Linked DNA regions of Homo sapiens: region 1 is linked to region 2. A link is an interaction called in ENCODE POLR2A ChIA-PET data of the cell type or tissue named here. Cell type or tissue: Caco-2. All regions are shown on one strand. Each heading gives the region's core, and the rest is flanking DNA. Links, peaks and the distances in the headings are about the cores only. Region 1 has its middle 7.8 kb from the start of DEF8. Region 2 has its middle 5.8 kb from the start of SPIRE2.

What was found. Peaks named below come from ENCODE experiments on the same cell type or tissue, not always from the same donor. Only the 100,000 strongest peaks of a DNase experiment are listed, where the experiment ranks them.
Region 1: POLR2A ChIA-PET joins it to region 2 with 15 read pairs; 2 of 35 experiments call an interaction of 5 or more read pairs at or near these places.

Annotation. Positions count from the first base shown.
Region 1 is chr16:89,936,655-89,945,270 of GRCh38, reverse strand. No RefSeq gene overlaps it. Among named protein-coding and RNA genes, the nearest start is that of DEF8, 7.8 kb to the left of the region's middle. RefSeq lists an enhancer at 398-447. In Caco-2, for the core only: no CTCF peak of the experiment used is centred there; no DNase peak of the experiment used is centred there.
Region 2 is chr16:89,818,358-89,826,973 of GRCh38, reverse strand. No RefSeq gene overlaps it. Among named protein-coding and RNA genes, the nearest start is that of SPIRE2, 5.8 kb to the left of the region's middle. RefSeq lists an enhancer at 4,612-4,781. In Caco-2, for the core only: no CTCF peak of the experiment used is centred there; DNase peaks (open chromatin) are centred at 4,223 and 4,613.

The sequences.
Region 1 (8,616 bases), core at 1,979-6,978, 120 kb before region 2:
CAAACAAATTTATTGAGCACCAACTATATGCCATGCTCTGCTCAAAGCACTAGGACACTGTGGTGAGAAAACAGACAAGGTCCCATCACTCAAGGAACCAGACAAGCAAAGATGCAAACTAATCAGAGATGTGATGAGCACAAGGAAATAAACAGTTTGACGAGACGGTGACTGAGATCAGGGGAGGAAGATGCTTGAGCCAAGACTCAGGGGTCAGAAGGAGAGAACCACTGAAGAGTGGGAGGGGCATCCAGGTAGAAACCATGAGTGCAAGGTCCTTGAGGAACCGAAAGAGCCTCCTATGAATGAGGAACTGGAAGCAGGTCCATGTGGCTGGAGTTTAGTATGAGGTAAAGTGAGGGGAGAGGACCAGAGACGGGAGGCTATGAGCTAATGGTAAACACATTGGCTTTGATTTGTGGTAAGATGGAAGCCATTGGAAATTTCTTTCAGCATTTTTTTTTTTTTAAACAGGGTCTCACTCTGTCGCCCAGGCTGGAGTGCAGTGGCACAATCTCGGCTCACTGCAGCCTCAACCTCTTGGACTCAAGGGATCCTCCTGCCTCAGCCTCCCTAGTAGCCGGGGCTACACACACACGCCACCACACCTTCCTAATTTTTTTGTGGGGACAGGTGGGGGACGGAGTCTCGCTCTTTCACCAGGCTGGAGTGTAGAGGTGCGATCTCGGCTCACTGCAACCTCCGCCTTCCGGGTTCAAGCAATTCTTCTGCCTCAGCCTCCCAAGTAGCTGGGACTACAGGCATGTGCCACCACACCCAGCTAATTTTTGTATTTTTAGTAGAGACGGGGTTTCACCATGTTGGCCAGGATGGTCTCAATTTCTTGACCTCATGATCCACCTTCCTCGGCCTCCCAAAGTGCTGGGATTACAGGCATGAGCCACCGCACCCAACCCCTTATTTTTGTATTTTTAGTAGAGATGGAATTTTCTCTTGGTGCCCAGGCTGGTCTCAAACCCCTGAGCTCAGGCAATCCACCAGCTTCAACTTCCCAACGTGCTGGGATTACAGGCATGAGCCACCACGCTTCGTCTCTTAACAGCTTTGTTGAGATATAATCAACATACAATAAACCGCACATGTTTAAGGGTAGAACTGGATAGATTTTGACACATGTATACACCTGAGAAACTATGACCATGAGCAGAGATGTGATGAGCACCAAGAAGGAAGCAGACAGTAACCCTATCCTCCATCAACAGATGAATGGATAAAGAAAATGTGGTACTTTACACAACGGAGTACCATTCAGCCGTAAAAAAGAATGAGATCCTGTCATTTGCAACAACGTGGATGGAACTGGAAGTCATTATGTTAAGTGAAATAAGCCAGGCACAGAAAGACGAACTTTGCATGTTTTCATTTATTTGTGGAGGCTAAAAGAAAATTAAAACAATTGGCCGGGGCCGGGCGCAGTGGCTCACGCCTGTAATCCCAGCACTTTGGGAGGCCGAGGCTGGTGGATCGAGACTATCCTGGTTAACACGGTGAAACCCCATCTCTACTAAAAATACAAAAAATTAGCTGGGCATGGTGGCGGGCACCTGTAGTCCCAGCTACACGGGAGGCTGAGGCAGGAGAATGGCGTGAACCCGGGAGGCGGAGGTTGCAGTGAGCCGAGATGGCGCCACTGCTCTCCACCTAACCTGGGAGAAATAGCAAGAGTCCTTCTCAAAAAAAAAAAAAAAAAAATTGGCTGGGCGTGGTGGCTCACGCCTGTAATTCCAGTATTTTGGGAGGCCAAGGCGGGGGGATCACGAGGTCAGGAGTTCAAGACCAGCTTGGCCAACATAGTGAAACCCTGTCTCTACTAAAAATACAAAAATTAGCCAGGTACTCAGGGGGCTGAGGCAGGAGAATTGCTTGAACCTGGGAGACAGAGGTTGCAGTGAGCCGAGATCATGCCACTGCACTCCAGCCTGGGCGACAGAGTAAGACTCCATCTAAAACAAAAAAAAAAAAAAAAAGAAAATTAAAACAATTAAACTCATGGGCATAGAGTTAAACTCATGGATAGTTTCCCGAGGCTGGGAAAGGTGGAGGGAGATGTGGGGATGGTTAATGAATGCAAAAATATAGTTAGATAGAATGAATAAAATCTAATAGTTGGTAGTACAACAGAGTGACTATAGTCTACAATAGTTTATTATATATTTTTAAATAACTAAAGAAGTATAACTGGACCGTAATACAAAGAAAGGCTAAATGTTTGAGGTGATGGATACCTCATTTAACCAGATGTGATTATTACACACTGCATGCCTGTATCAAAATATCTCATGTACTCCATAAATGTATCCACAAAAGTGAAAAAGAATAAATAAATCACAATTCGTAAAAAAGAATAAAAAGCTATCCATTATCCTCAAATATTTCCTGTGCCCTTTGCAACCTGCTGCAACCCAGCTCTGTCCCCAGACACCACCGAGCTGCTTTCTGTCAATAAGGTGCATTTCTCTAATTGTATACAGGTGGAATCACATCGTATGTAGGCCTTTTTCATCTATAGCTTTTTTCACTAAAAATACTTATTCTGAGACATATCTATGTGGCAGCACATGTCTGTGGGTTACCCCTCTTATTCCTGAGTATGCATGGATGACCACACTGTCTATCCATCCACCTGTTGATGAACGTCTGGGCTGTTTCCAGTGTTTGCTATTATGAATAAAGCTACTATAAACATTTGCGTGTGCATCACTGTGTGGAGATAATGCTTTCATTCTCCGGGACAATATTTAGCAACCGAACGGCTGGGTTACGTGCAGTGTTTTTACTCCCTAGGACGCATGAAGCTTTCTCCCATGGCGGTTGTGCCTTTCCATGTTCCTGCTGGGAGGTGTGAGTGCTCCGGCGGTACCTCAGTGTCCACACCAGCACTTGGTGTGGTCGGTCTCTCCATTGAAGGATTGTGAGCAGAGAAGTGGTATAATTTTGTTTTCAAAAGATCCCTCTGGGCCGGGCGCAGTGGCTCACACCTGTAATCCCACACTTTGGGGGGCCGAAGTGGGCGGATCACGAGGGCAGGAGTTCGAGACCACCCTGACCAACATGGTGAAACCTCATCTCTACTAAAAATACAAAAATTATCTGGGTGTGGTGGAGCATGCCTGTAATCCCAGCTACTCAGGAGGCTGAGGCAGGAGAATCGCTTCAACACGGGAGGCGGAGGTTGCAGTGAGCTGAGATCGCTGCACTTCAGCCTGGGAGACAACAGCAAGACTCTGTCTCAAAAAAAAAAAAAAAAAAGACACATTGGGATAGACAGGAAAGAACAAATTTAGATACACTGTCACATATCTTTGTAGTGATTTCCTGGTCCTGAGACAAGATCAGTTCCGTTAAACAGCTATTTCCCATAACAGGAGGTTGCAGATGGGCTAAACTTATGTATATGAGGAAGGTGAACAGATTTTTAATAAGAGGTATTTCTATGAAAACAGAAGAAAAACGAAGTTTATTGTTGGACACGATCTATCCAGATGTTAGACTCAAAGCATCTTTAGTTACAGAGCAGGAAGCCCCTGGCAGTCTGACACAATGTTCTCACCTGTGTTACAAAGAATAACCTCAACTTTCTGGGCCTCGGGAAAAAGTTAGTAGCAATTTCATTGAGTCCAGGTCAGAAAAACAAAAGACAAATTTGAAAGTATTAGTGTGGGCCCGGCGGGGTGGCTCAGGCCTGTAATCCCAGCACTTTGGGAGGCCGAGGCGGGCGGATCACAAGGTCAGGAGATTGAGACCATCCTGGCTAACACGGTGAAACCCCGTCTCTACTAAAAATACAGAAAATTAGCCGGGCACGGTGGTGGGCGCCTGTAGTCCCAGCTACTCAGGAGGCTGAGGCAGGAGAATGGCGTGAACCCGGGAGGCGGAGCTTGCAGTGAGCCGAGATCGCACCACTGCACTCCAGCCTGGGAGACAGAGCGAGACTCGTCTCAAAATAAATAAATAAATTAAATTAAATAAAAATACAAATACAAAAACTAGCCGGGTGTGGTGGCAGGTGCCTGTAATTCCAGCTACTTAGGAGGCTGAGGCAGGAGAATCGCTTGAACACGGGAGGTGGAGGTTGCAGTGGACCAGGACCACGCCATTGCACTCCAGCCTGGGCAACAAGAGCAAAACTCCATCTCAAAAAAAAAAAAAAAAAAAAAAAGAGAAGAAAAGAATACGTTAATGGTAAAGCAAACATCCTATATTCTCAATCATAAATGGGAGCTAAGCTATGAGGATGCAAAGGCTTAAGAATGATCCAATAGGCCAGGTATGGTGGCTCACACCTGTAATTCCAGCATTTTGGAAGCCAGCGGGCAGATCACTTGAGATCAGGAATTCAAGACCAGCCTGGCCAACAAGGTGAAACTCCATCTCTACTAAGAAACACAAAAATTAGCCAGGTGTGGTGGTGTGTGCCTGTAATCCCAGCTACCCAGGAGACTGAGGCAGGAGAACTGCTTGAACTCAGGAGGTGGAGGTTGCAATGAGGTGAGATCGTGCCACTGCACTCCAGCCTGGGTGACAGAGGGAGACACTGTTTCAATAATAATAATAACAATAATAATAATGATATGAAGGAGTTTGGGAACTCAGGGGAAAGGGTGGGAGAGGGTTAGGGATAAAGGCTACATATTGGATACAGTGTATACTGCTCAGGTAATGGATGGACCAAAATCTCAGAAAACACCACTAAAGAACTCATTCATGTAACCAAACACCAGCTAAAACCTACTGAAATTTTAAAAATAAATAAATAAATAAAAAAGAATACTCACAGACAGTTTCCAAAATCTGGAGAACTCAGGTAGAGAAAGAAAAATGCACCAAGTTTTGGTCACAGGGGTGTACTTTACTCAACTGCTAAAAGCTGTAAATAGCTCAAAAGAAAAAAGGTTTTCTTGACTCTGAAAAACAAAACAAAAAGAATCAGTAATGTGGCCAGGCACAGTGGCTCACACCTGCAATCCCAGCACTTTGGGAGGCCGAGGCAGGCAGATCACGAGGTCAGGAGTTTGAGACCAGCCTGACCAACATGGTGAACTCCCGTCTCTACTAAAAATACAAAAAAATTAGCTGGGTGTGGTGGCGCATGCCTGTAACCCCAGCTACTCAGGAGGCTGAGGCAGGAGAATCGCTTGAACCCAGGGAACGGAGATTGCAGTGAGCCGAGATCGCGCCACTGCACTCCAGCCTGGGCAACAGAGCGAAACTTCGTCTCAAAACAAAAAAAAAAATGGTGAAACAAGACAACAGTTATCTGTGGATGACAAAAGTCTTAGGACAGCCACAGTTAAGATGAAATCCACAAGAAACCTGGTCATCTCTGTGGCACACAATCATTTTACATAGCAATCACATTTTTTTTTTTTTTGAGACAGAGTCTTACTCTGTCACCCGGGCTGTAGTGCAGTGGCGGGATCTCAGCTCACTGCAACCTCCACCTCCTGGGTTCAAGTGATTCTTCTGCCTCAGCCTCCCGAGTAGTTGGGACTAAAGGCGCCCGCCACCACGCCCAGCTAATTTTTTTGTATTTTTAGTAGTTACGGGGTTTCACCTTGTTAGCCAGGATGGTCTCCATTTCCTGACCTCATGACCTGTCTGCCTTGGCCTCCTGAAGTGCTGGGATTACAGGTGTGAGCCACCACACCTGGCCTGTAAAGGCGGTTTTCTAACAACTGGAGCAGGGGCCGTTTTCTCGGACGAAGGGGCTCACCCAGTAAGGATGAGACCAACACACAGCCCCACCCTGGAACTGCTCCATGTCCAGTCTGTTGTTACATGAAAGACCACAATTCAAGCCATTTTTTCCGGAAATCTTTACCTACCATGAGTCAGGCATTCTTCTAGGTTAAGGGGTCCAACGGGAACAACACAGAAGTCCCTTGTGGAGCTGACCCCGTGGAGGAGACACTTGGGGACTAAATGACACATTAGACCTGGGCCAGGTTCTCACCTTCCACTGGCCCCAGACCCACCTCTCACGCCTCCTGGCCCTCCTCTCTGCCTGGAGGCTGACCTGGACGTCCCCTGACTTCCAGCTGAGCTCAGCAAGAGGCTGGAGGGCGGAGGAGAGAGAAGTCAGGGTGCCTGGAGGCCGGGGGACGGAGGAGAGAGAGGTCAGGGTGTTGGCTCCGGGGCTCCCTCTGCTCTGATGGGGTTCTTACCCTTCAGAGACCTCAGCTCAGCCGGGGTGGCCTCTCCTGTAGCTCCAGTTCTCACCAGGGTCCAGCCCTCCCACCCCTTCACCTTCAGTGCTCCAGGACCCCTTAATTAGGCCCATTCCTGCCATTCGACCCTCTTTGTTGACCCCTCCCCTGAAGGCACAGTCTCCTGAAGTGGGTGCTGAGTGCTGCACAGAAAGCAGCTCTGGGAGGAGAGTTCAGAGCACGGGGGGCCAGGAAGGGTCCCCTAGGGTGATGCCGTCGGATATCTGCAGGGAGGACACTCAAGTGGAGGGCATTCCCCGGGCCCCAATGTTCTAGAACATTAGGGACGTGGTGTGGACGGGGCATATATAACAAGAGGATATGAAGGACAGCGTGGCACGGGAGCAGATGCCAAATTGCATGTGAGGAGCGGCCAGGCAGCTGTGGGAGCCCAGTGAGGAGACAATCGCACGGACGGGACGAGGAAGACCCGAGGCAGCAGCAGACATGAGGGGTGCTGGGCTGTGGGCGTGTTCTGAAGGTGCAGCTGGCCAGATTTGCTGTCAAAGCAGATGTGGACCTGAGGGGAAGAAAAGCCCCTGGTTGTGGGCGGCAAGCCATCCAGGTGCCGAGGCAAGAGACCGAGGGCACGAGCTGTTCCAGTATAATAAAATATATAAAACAACAGGAGTTATACTAGATATAGATCATAGACATGATTATATATGAATATCATTAATCATTAGTTATCCGGAGGCCTTACCATCTCCCTGTGATGCTGTGCTTCAGTGGTCACGCTCCTAGTCCACCTTCATGTTCCATCCTGTACACCTGGCTCTGCCTTCCAGATAGCAGTAGCAAATTAGTGAAAGTATAAAAGTCTCTTGATATGCAGAAATAATGGTGTAAGCTGTCTCTCTCTCTCCCTCTCTCTCTCTGCCTTGGCTGCCAGGCAGGGAAGGGCCCCCTGTCCAGTGGACACGTGACCCACGTGACCTCACCTGTCATTGGAGATGACTCACACTCTTTACCCTGCCCCTTTTGCTCTGTATCCAGTAAATAACAGCGCAGCCAGACATTCGGGGCCACTACCGGTCTCCGCGTCTTGCTGGTGGTGGTCCCCCGGGCCCAGCTGCCTTTTCTTTTATCTCTTTGTCTTGTGTCTTTATTTCTACACTCTGTCATCGCCGCACACAGGGAGAGACCCACCGACCCTATGGGGCTGGACCCTATACCTGGTGACCCCGGCTGTTTGCCCTGAGCACCTGGGGTGTCGTGGTTGGCATCACCAACCTGAGGGATGTGGAGAAGCAGGGCTGGGGGTCAGGAGCTCAGCTCCGCATGTGTGGAGTTGCAGGTGCAAGCCAGGCTGTGTTCAGGCAGCCTCCCAGGAACCACACCCCAGAGTCCGCACCACAGGGCTTTTCCCTCCCTGCCTGCATCTGCACTGGCTCTGGTCTTGCTTGAACCCACTGAATATGGGACAGTGATGCCAGGCCTGTGATTGACATGGGTCTGGCACACTTAAGAATCAGTGACGGTGGCTCACGCCTGTAATCCCAGCACTTTGGGAGGCCAAGGTGGGCGGATCCTGAGGTCAGGAGATGGAGACCATCCTGGCTAACATGGTGAAACCCCATCTCTACTAAAAATACAAAAAATTAGCCGGGCATGGTGGCGGGCGCCCGTAGTCCCTGCTACTCAGGAGGCTGAGGCAGGAGAATGGCGTGAACCCGGGAGGCGGAGCTTGCAGTGAGCTGAGATTGCGCCACTGCACTCCAGCCTAGGCGACAGAGCGAGACTCTGTCACAAAGAAAAAAAGAACCGGTGCCATGTAAGACGTGGTTCCAGCCTCCGCCCCACCATGCGAGGGGTCGGCCAGGCAGCCGTGCGGAGGACAACCCCAAGAGTGAGATGTCAGAGCTTGCAGCTGGCCCCTCCCAACATTGTGAGGAGCAGAAGGATCCAGCTAACACGCTGTGTCTAGAGAAAGGATCCCGTGCTGTTTCAGGTAGATTTGGGGTGATTTGTTACACAGCAGCAGCCGGCGGAGGAGACACATCCCCGGCCCCATCCATGTTGGGGGTGTCAGGGCCAGAACTCGAGATGGCGGCCTCTGGGGCCTGCAGCCCTCGCATCTGAAGCTGGGGCCCGCAGTGCACACGGCCTGTCTTCTTCTGCGCCCATTGCCAGGTTGAAGGGTGATTCAAGAAGAAGGGGCCGCTCTCAGGGTACCACTGGGCAGAACCTGGGAGACTGAGGCTGCTGATGCCCCTCAGCTCCAAGGGGCGGGGTGGCAGGGAGGCGACTGTGGAGGGCTGGGCAGTCGGCCTCTCTGGGCTCCAGGCTCTGTCCCTGTAGGAGGATGTGGGGAACCAGGTGAGCGGCTCCTCAGGCCATGCCCTGTGTGGCTGGACACCAAGTATCATGCACCCCAGGAAGGGGCTGC
Region 2 (8,616 bases), core at 2,217-7,216:
ACTACAGGCGCCCACCACCACACCCGGGTAATTTTTTGGGTGGTTTCGCCATGTCGGCCAGGCCGGTCTCGAAATCCTGACCTCAGGTGATCCCCCTGCCTCAGCCTCCCAGGGTGCTGGGGTTGCAGGCATGAGCCATGTCGTCCCGTCCAGCTGGACTTTTCATCTGTAAGCAGAAAGGAGGCTGATGATGACGAATTGTGCCTAAAGTTTGTTTGTTTGTTTGTTTTGAGGCAGAGTCGCGCTCTGTTGCCCAGGCTAGAGTGCAGTGACGCGATCTCTGCTCACTGCAAGCTCCCCTCCCAGGTTTACGCCATTCTCCTGCCTCAGCCTCCTGAGTAGCTGAGACTACAGGCGCCTGCCACCACGCCCAGCTAATTTTTTGTATTTTTTTAGTAGAGACGGGGTTTCACTGTATTAGCTAGGATGGTCTCAATCTCCTGACCTCATGATCCGCCCGCCTCGGCCTCTCAAAGTGCTGGGATTACAGGCATGAGCCACTGTGCCCAGCCATGCCTAAAGTTTTTATAATCAACAGCGGGGCAACATTCACATCTTTTGTTGGTTCCCCAAGCTAAAACACAACCAAAAGTAACAGGAGTGGGCTGGGCACGGTGGCTCATGCCTGTAATCCCAGCACTTTGGGAGGCCGAGGCAACCCGATGGCTTGAACCCAGGAGTTCGAGACCTGCCAGGGCAACATGAGACCCTATCGCTACAAAACTTTAAAAACATTAGCCAGGTGTGGAGGTGTGTGCCGGTGGTCCCAGCTACTTGGGAGGGTAAGGCAGGAGGACCACTTGAGCCTGGGAGGTCGAGGTTGCAGTGCGCTGTGATTGCACCACTGCACTCCAGCCTGGGTGACGGTGAGACCCTGTCTCTAGTAAATAGATGCATAAAGACTAATAGGCGCAGTGGGGTTTTGCAGAAGGAAAATTGGAGATGAGCGGGGTGGGGATGGGGTGCCATGCCCTGAATACCATGTACCACAAACCTGGCACTCAAGCAGATCTCCCCTCCTGATTTGTCCCTGCCACCCGCAGCATGGGTACCAACGATGGGTAAGTTAGGAATTTCAAGTTCTGGCTTAGAAGAGCAACAGCAGAAAACCTTCCATGAGGCATCTTATTCCACAGGAGCAGCACGCTCTACATTCGTGGTAACCAAAGTCCCTGGCCCACACACTGCCAGGTGTGTGATGATGGGGAATTGTTCTCTGCTGATGTCTGAGGCTGATCCTTGGTCCCACACACAGGGTGGTTTCTCCCTTCAGAATGCACGGGGATAAAGACTTCCATTTGTGGCCGAGCGCGGTGGCTCACTCCTGTAATCCCAGCACTTTGGGAGGCCGAGGCGGATGGATCAAGAGGTCAGGAGATTGAGACTATCCTGGCTAACATGGTGAAACCCGTCTCTACTAAAAAACACAAAAAATTAGCCAGGAGTGGTGTCGGGTGCCTGTAGTTCCAGATACTGGGGAGGCTAAAGCAGGAGAATGGCGTGAACCCAGGAGGCGGAGCTTGCAGTGAGCCGAGATCGCGCCACTGCACTCCAGCCTGGGCGACAGAGCGAGACTCCATCTCAAAAATAAAAAAAGAAAAAAAAAAAGACTTCCATTTGCAACACCCCACTGAGTAGGTCTCACTGCTTCTTGCCAGAAGTCAAGGTGGGGGACATTGCTCTCACCACGACTGGCCACCACCCCAGAGCACTCTTTGGACGTGCAGCCTCATCACTGCCACAGTGCAGCACTGGCCGGGGACATTTGAGCAGAAGATGGTAATTACCCTAATGGGAAGCTGGCTGGGGCACAAGGGGACCTTCTCTCTTCCTCAAAGGGCCTCACGTGTCCCTTACCGACCACAAGGTTTTAGGGTGTAATTTGTGAGCTCAGTCCTCCAGCCACTGCTGCATCCTGGCAAGGACCTAGTGCTGACTCACCTGGCTGAACAGTGACCCTTGAGGTCACGTGAGTGGGGTACAGTGACCCTCTCTGAACTGGCATCCACCATCCTACCTGGGATCCCTATGGACTCACCAGCAGGACTTAGAACACTGAGATTTTAGTAAAAAATTTTAAAAGTTAGGGCTGGGCACGGTGGCTCAAGCCTGTAATCCCAGCACTTTGGGAGGCCAAGGGGGCAGATCACGAGGTCAGGAGTTCCAGACCAGCCTGGCCAATATGGTGAAACCCCATCTCTACTAGAAAAATAATTAAAAAAAAAAAAATTAGCAGGGCGTGGTGGCACATGCCTATAATCCCAGCTACTCGGGAGGCTGAGGCAGAAGAATTGCTTGAACCCAGGAGGCGGAGGTCGCAGTGAGCCGAGATCGCACCACTGCACTCCAGCCTGGGAAACAGAGCAAGACTCCATCTCAAAAAAAATAAAAAGAAATAAAACATGGCCGGGCATGGTGGCTCACACCTGTAATCCCAGCACTTTGGGAGGCCGAGGCAGGCAGATCACAAGGTCAGGAGATCAAGGCCATCCTGGCCAACACGGTGAAACCCCATCTCTACTAAAAATACAAAAGGCCAGGCACAGTGGCTCACGCCTGTAATCCCAGCACTTTGGGAGGCTGAGGCGGGCAGATCACGAGGTCAGGAGATCGAGACCATCCTGGCTAGCACGGTGAAACCCTGTCTCTACTAAAAATACAAAAAAATTAGCCGGGCGTGGTGGGGGGGTGCCTGTAGTCCCAGCTACTCGGGAGGCTGAGGCAGGAGAATGCCGTGAACCTGGGAGGTGGAGCTTGCAGTGAGCCAAGATTGCGCCACTGCATTGCAGCCTGGGCGACAGAGCGAGACTCTGTCTCAAAAAATAAATAAATAAAAAATAAAAATAAAAATACAAAAATTAGCTGGGCATGGTGGCACATGCCTGTAGTCCCAGCTACTCAGGAGGGTGAGGCAGGACAATCGCCTGAATCCAGGAGGCGGAGGTTGCAGTGAGCCGAGATCACACCACTGCACTCCAGCCTGGTGACACAGTGAGACTCTGTCTCAAAAAACAAACAAACAGAAAAAGGGACTCAACGAGAAGCACTGTAGAGATTGATGTAGGTCAGTCATTAAGTCAGCTTGGAAAGCTTTAGAGCAGGGGTGTCCAATCTTTTGGCTTCCCTGGACCACACTGGAAGACGAATTGTCTTGAGCCACACGTAAAATACACTAACAATAGCTCTGTGCATAAATCTCACAATGTTTTAAGAAAGTTTAAGAATTTGTGTTGGGCTGCATTCAAAGCTTTCCTGGGCCGCATGCAGCCCACAGGCCGCGGGTTGGACAAGCTTGCTTTAGATCAAGGCCATTTCTACAGTTATGGATTGCCTGCATCTAAAAACATGCTCCTTGTCCTTCATTTCCAGTAGATTAGGAAATCCTGGGAGAGGGAAATTATCAGTAACTGGGCTGCTCCGCTTGGGGACAAACTAGAGACATTTAGTATGATGATGAATCCAGCAGTGCTTGGGGCTGGACAATCACTTTATCAAGTTATCACATTAACAGAAACACCCCCAAAATGTTTATCTCATGGTACCAGCTGCTCATTCATGCCAATTTACCAGGCACTGATTTCTCATGCCTGGGGAAAGAGCAGGGCAACCCCAGGTAGGTGCCTGCCCCTCTGTTCTTACAGGCAGAGCAACGATACACAAGGAAACAAAGACCAGCACAGCAGGTGGGGAAGGGCTCCAGGTGCCGACATCAATCAGGAACCCACTGGTCATGTTTGCTTTTGCCCATGCTCTGTGTTTGGTGCTTTGAATAATATCAGACGGAGCCCTTTGAGGGGCTGTAAATCTTCTCCACACCATGGCAGTGCACTCAGAGGGGCTGTGTGGCTCATGACTGCAGTTGGCCACAGATTAAAAAGCTCTAGGAATTATACCTCTCAGCATCTTTACAGACAGAGCCTAGAAGATCTCAACTGTAGGTTCCTGGAGGCTGAGAAGGTAAGTTGGCGCTGGTTCCCCAGGTGTTCTGTGGCTCTAATTACACAGAGAATTCCAGGGTTCTTCATTTCAGGAGAGGAGTGCAGGGCCCCAGGGTACAAGGTGGCATAGCAAGAACCCTGAGTGCCTTGGGACAGAAGTCAGAGCAAGTCAGACACAAAGTCAACTTCAGGTCAAAGGCCTCCTCCACCATCTGGACTCAGGCAGAGCCACTTCACCTGGGGCCAGTGGAGTGCAGAGGTTTCTTTGGCCACGCCTTACTCATTCCATTTCAGACTCAAAAACAAGGTTGGCTCCTCCCAAGGGATTATGTGCACACTGTACTGGTGAGCAGCCTGGCCTCCTGCACCCCCGAGGCCCCTGAATACTCTCTTTGTCACAGTCTGTGCAGCCAGGCAGGGTCAGAGCTCAGGGGCCCAGGAGGAAAAGCAGACATTTGAGAGCCCTGGTTTTGTGTTGTGTTTATTTTAGGGTAACTATACAGGCCGTGGATCCCAAGGGGTGCAAGACTGAGCCAGGCTGGGCTTGATCTCTGAAAGGGAACTCACGACAGATCTGAGGGAAGGGTTCCGGCCCGGGGTGCTCCAGGGTTTCTAGGCTGGTGACCGACACAGAGGCTGAGCATGGCTGAACCCAGACACCGCGAGGGATCCAGACCATGCGGCGGAATGCGTGGCCATGGGGAGGTCCCAGAGCAGAGACAGAGGAAGCCCTGGACAGCAGGCGGGCTGGGTCAGCGAGCAGGACCCGTGCGGTATGGTGAAGAGAGACACACGCTGCGATTCTGAGTCAGGAGATGAGAGAAATACTCAAGGCCCTGTCTGCTTCCTATTGAGGGTGGTCAGAGTTATTTACACATGCTGAATTTGTTTCTCTTTTGAACAGATAAAGCAAGGTGGTTAAAAATGAATGGGTCCTGGCTGGGCGTGGTGGCTCACACCTGTAATCCCAGCACTTGGGGAGGTTGAGGCGGGTAGATCACCTGAGGTTGGGGGTTGGGAGTCTGAGACCAGCCTGACCAACATGGAGAAACCCTGTCTCTACTAAAAATACAAAATTAGTCAGGCATGGTGGCGCAGGGCTATAATCCCAGCTGCTCGGGAAGCTGAGACAGGAGAATCTCTTGAACCCGGGAGGTGGAGGTTGCGGTGAGCCATGATCTCGCCATTGCACTCCAGGCTGGGTGACAAGAGCGAAACTCTGTGCCTCAAAAAAAAAAAAAACAAGAATGGGACATGCTGAGATGTGTCACTTAGACACTAGTTCCTGTGTGAACATGGGGTTGACAAGCTCCTCCCCACGTGACAGCAAACATCGTCTCAGATGGTGAAAGCACCTCCAGTGCCCGCCCAGGGGCCTGAACGTTGTAAGATGAGAGAACTAGGCTGGACGTGGCGCCTCACACCTGTCGTCCCAGCACTTTGGGAGGCTGAGGTAGGAGGACCAAGAGCCTGGGAGGCGGAGGCGGAGGTTGTAGTGAGACGAGATTGCGCCACTCTAGCCTTAGTGGCAGAGTGAGACCCTGTCTCAAAAAAAAAAAAGGCCAGGCGCGGTGGCGCACGCCTGTAATCCCAGCACTTTGGGAGGCCGAGGCGGGCGGATCACCTGAGGTCAGGAGTTTGAGACCAGCCTGGCCAACATGGCAAAACCCTGTCTCTACTAAAAATACAAAAATTAGACAGGCGTGGTGGCAGGCACCTGTAATCCCAGCTACTCGGGAGGCTGAGGCGGGAGAATCGCTTGAACCTGGAAGGCAGTGGTTGCAGTGAGCCAAGATCATGCCACTGCAGTCCAGCCTGGGCAACAGAGTGAGACTCCATCTTAAAAAAAAAAAAAAAAAAGAATGCAGAAGTTCCTCACAACTCATGGGCATAATTCTCCCCACACTGCTCAGTGACAAGGCAGAGGCAGAACAGGCCATTATAAAAGATGTGCCAGATCAAAGGACAGATGAACTTTTCTTTTCTTTTCTTTTCTTTTCGAGAGGGAGTTTTGCTCTTGTCGCCCAGGCTGGAGTGCAGTGTCATGATCTCAGTTCACTGCAAGGTTTGCCTCCCAGGCTGAAGCGATTCTCCTGTCTCAGCCTCCCCAGAAGCTGGGATTACAGGTGCCCACCACCACAGCCGGCTCATTTTTTGTATTTTTAGTAGAGACCAGGTTTCTCCATGTTGGGGACGCTGGTCTCAAACTCCTGACTTCAGGTAATCTGCCCACCTCGGCCTCCCAAAGTGCTGGGATTACAGGCGCGCGCCACCATACGCTTTTTTTTTTTTTTTTGAGACAGAGTCTCAATCTGTCGCCCAGGCTGTAGTTGGCATGATCTCGGCTCACTGCAACCTACATCTCCTGGGTTCAAGTGATTCTCCAGCCTCAGCCTCCCAAGTAGCTGCGATTACAGGCACTGGTCACCACGCCCGGCTAATTTTGTATTTTTAGTAGAGATGTGGTTTCACCATGTTGGCCAGGCCAAATTCGAACTCCTGACCTCAGGTGATCTACCCACCTCAGCCTCCCAAAGCGCTGGGATTACAGTCATGAGCCACCCCACTTGTCCTAGACAGAAAATTATCTTTTTTTTGAGACGGAGTGTCGCTCTGTCACCCAGGCTGGAGTGCAGTGGCACGATCTCAGCTCACTGCAAGCTCCGCCTCCTGGGTTCAAGCAAATCTCCCGCCTCAGCCTCCTGAGTAGCTGGAATTACATGCACCTGCCACCACACCCGGCTAATTTTTGTAGTTTTGGTAGAGATGGGGTTTCACCATGTTGTCCAAGCTGGTCTCGAACTCCTGCTCTCAGGTGACCCGCCTGCCTCAGCCTCCCAAAGTGCTGGGATTACAGGCGTGAGCCACTGCGCCGGGCCAAGACAAGAGTTTTGCTCTAGTTGCCCAGGCTGGAGTGCAGTGGCGCAATCTTGGTTTACTGCAACCTTCGCCTCCTGGGTTCAGGCGATTCTCCTGCCTCAGCCTCCCGAGTAGCTGGGATTACAGGCATGCACCACCACACCTGGCTGATTTTGTATTTTTAGTAGAGACGGGGTTTCTCCATGTTCGTCAGGCTGGTCTTGAACTCCTGACCTCAGGTGATCTGCCTGCCTTGGCCTCCCAAAGTGCTGGGATTACAGGCATGAGCCACCACACCTGGCCAATTTTTGTGTTTTTAGTAGAGATGAGATTTCACCATGTTGGCCAGGCTAGTCTCAAACTCCTGACCTCAGGTGATCCACCGGCCTCGGCCCCCCAAAATGCTGGGATTACAAGTGTGAGACACCGTGCCCAGCACCCCTGCCTTTTTTTTTTTTTTGAGACAGGGTGTCACTCTGTCATCCAGGCTGGAGTGCAGTGGCGTGATGGTGGCTCCCTGCAGCCTCAGCCTCCTGGGCTCAAGTGATCCTCTCACCTCAGCCTCCCAAGTAGCTGGGACTATGTAGGGTCCAGCCCTATGGGGCTTAGTGGGTGTTCTCCCCATGTACGGAGAAGAGAGATTGTAATAAATAAAGACACAAGACCAAGAAATAAAGAGAAAACAGCTGGGCCCCGGGGACCACTACCATCAAGACGCGGAGACTGGTAGCGGCCCCGAACGGCTAGGCTCTTTGATATCTATTGCATACATGACAAGGGGGCAGCGTAAGGAAGGTGAATCTTCTAAGTGATTGACAAGGTGAAGCATGTCACGTGATTACAGGATGGGGGCCCTTCCCTTTCAGGTAGGTGAAGCAGAGAAAGAAGGCAGCATACGTCAGCATTTTCTTCTCTGCACTTATAAGAAAGATCAAAGACTTTAAGACTTTCACTATTTCTTCTACCGCTATCTACTACGAACTTCAAAGACGAACCAGAAGTAAGGGAGGAACATGAAAGTGGACAAGGAGCGTGACCAGTGAAGCACCACAGGGAGGGGTTTAGGCCTCCGGATGACTGCGTGCAGGCCTGGATAACATCCAGCCTCCCACAAGAAGCTGGTGGAGCAGAGTGTTCCCTGACTCCTCCAAGCAAAGGAGACTCCCTTTCATGGTCTGCTAAGTAACGGGTGCCTTCCCAGACACTGGCGTTACCGCTTGACCAAGGAGCCCTCAAGCGGCCCTTATGCGGGCATGACAGAAGGTTCACCTCTTGCCTTCCACTCACTTCTCACAATGTCCTTTCAGCACCTGACCCTATACCCACCGGTTATTCCTAGGTTATATTAGTAATGCAACAAACAGTAATATTAAAAGCTAATGATTAATGTTTATAATAATTGATAATTGTCCATGATCATCTCCATAATTTGTATTATGACTGTTCTTATTGTAACGATTTTATTATACTGAAATAGTTTGTGCCTTCGGTCTCTTGCCTCGGCACCTGGGTAATTCTCCGCCCACAGGACTACAGGCTCGTGTCACCACACTGGGCAATACAAAAAATACAAAAAAAAAATTTTGTATTTTTTGTAGAGACGAGGTCTTGCCATATTGCCCAGGCTGGAATTCTTACCTTTGTTACTGTATTTAACGTATCTTTTTCCTCCGGCCATCTTCATGGTTTTCTCTCTGATTTCCACAGTTTGAATACACTGCATGTGTCAGGCAGGGGCTCATATTTATCAAGTTTTGTGTGTGCTCTGAGCTCAGGTCTTTCATTATTTTGGGAAAATTATTGGTAATTTTCTCTTCAA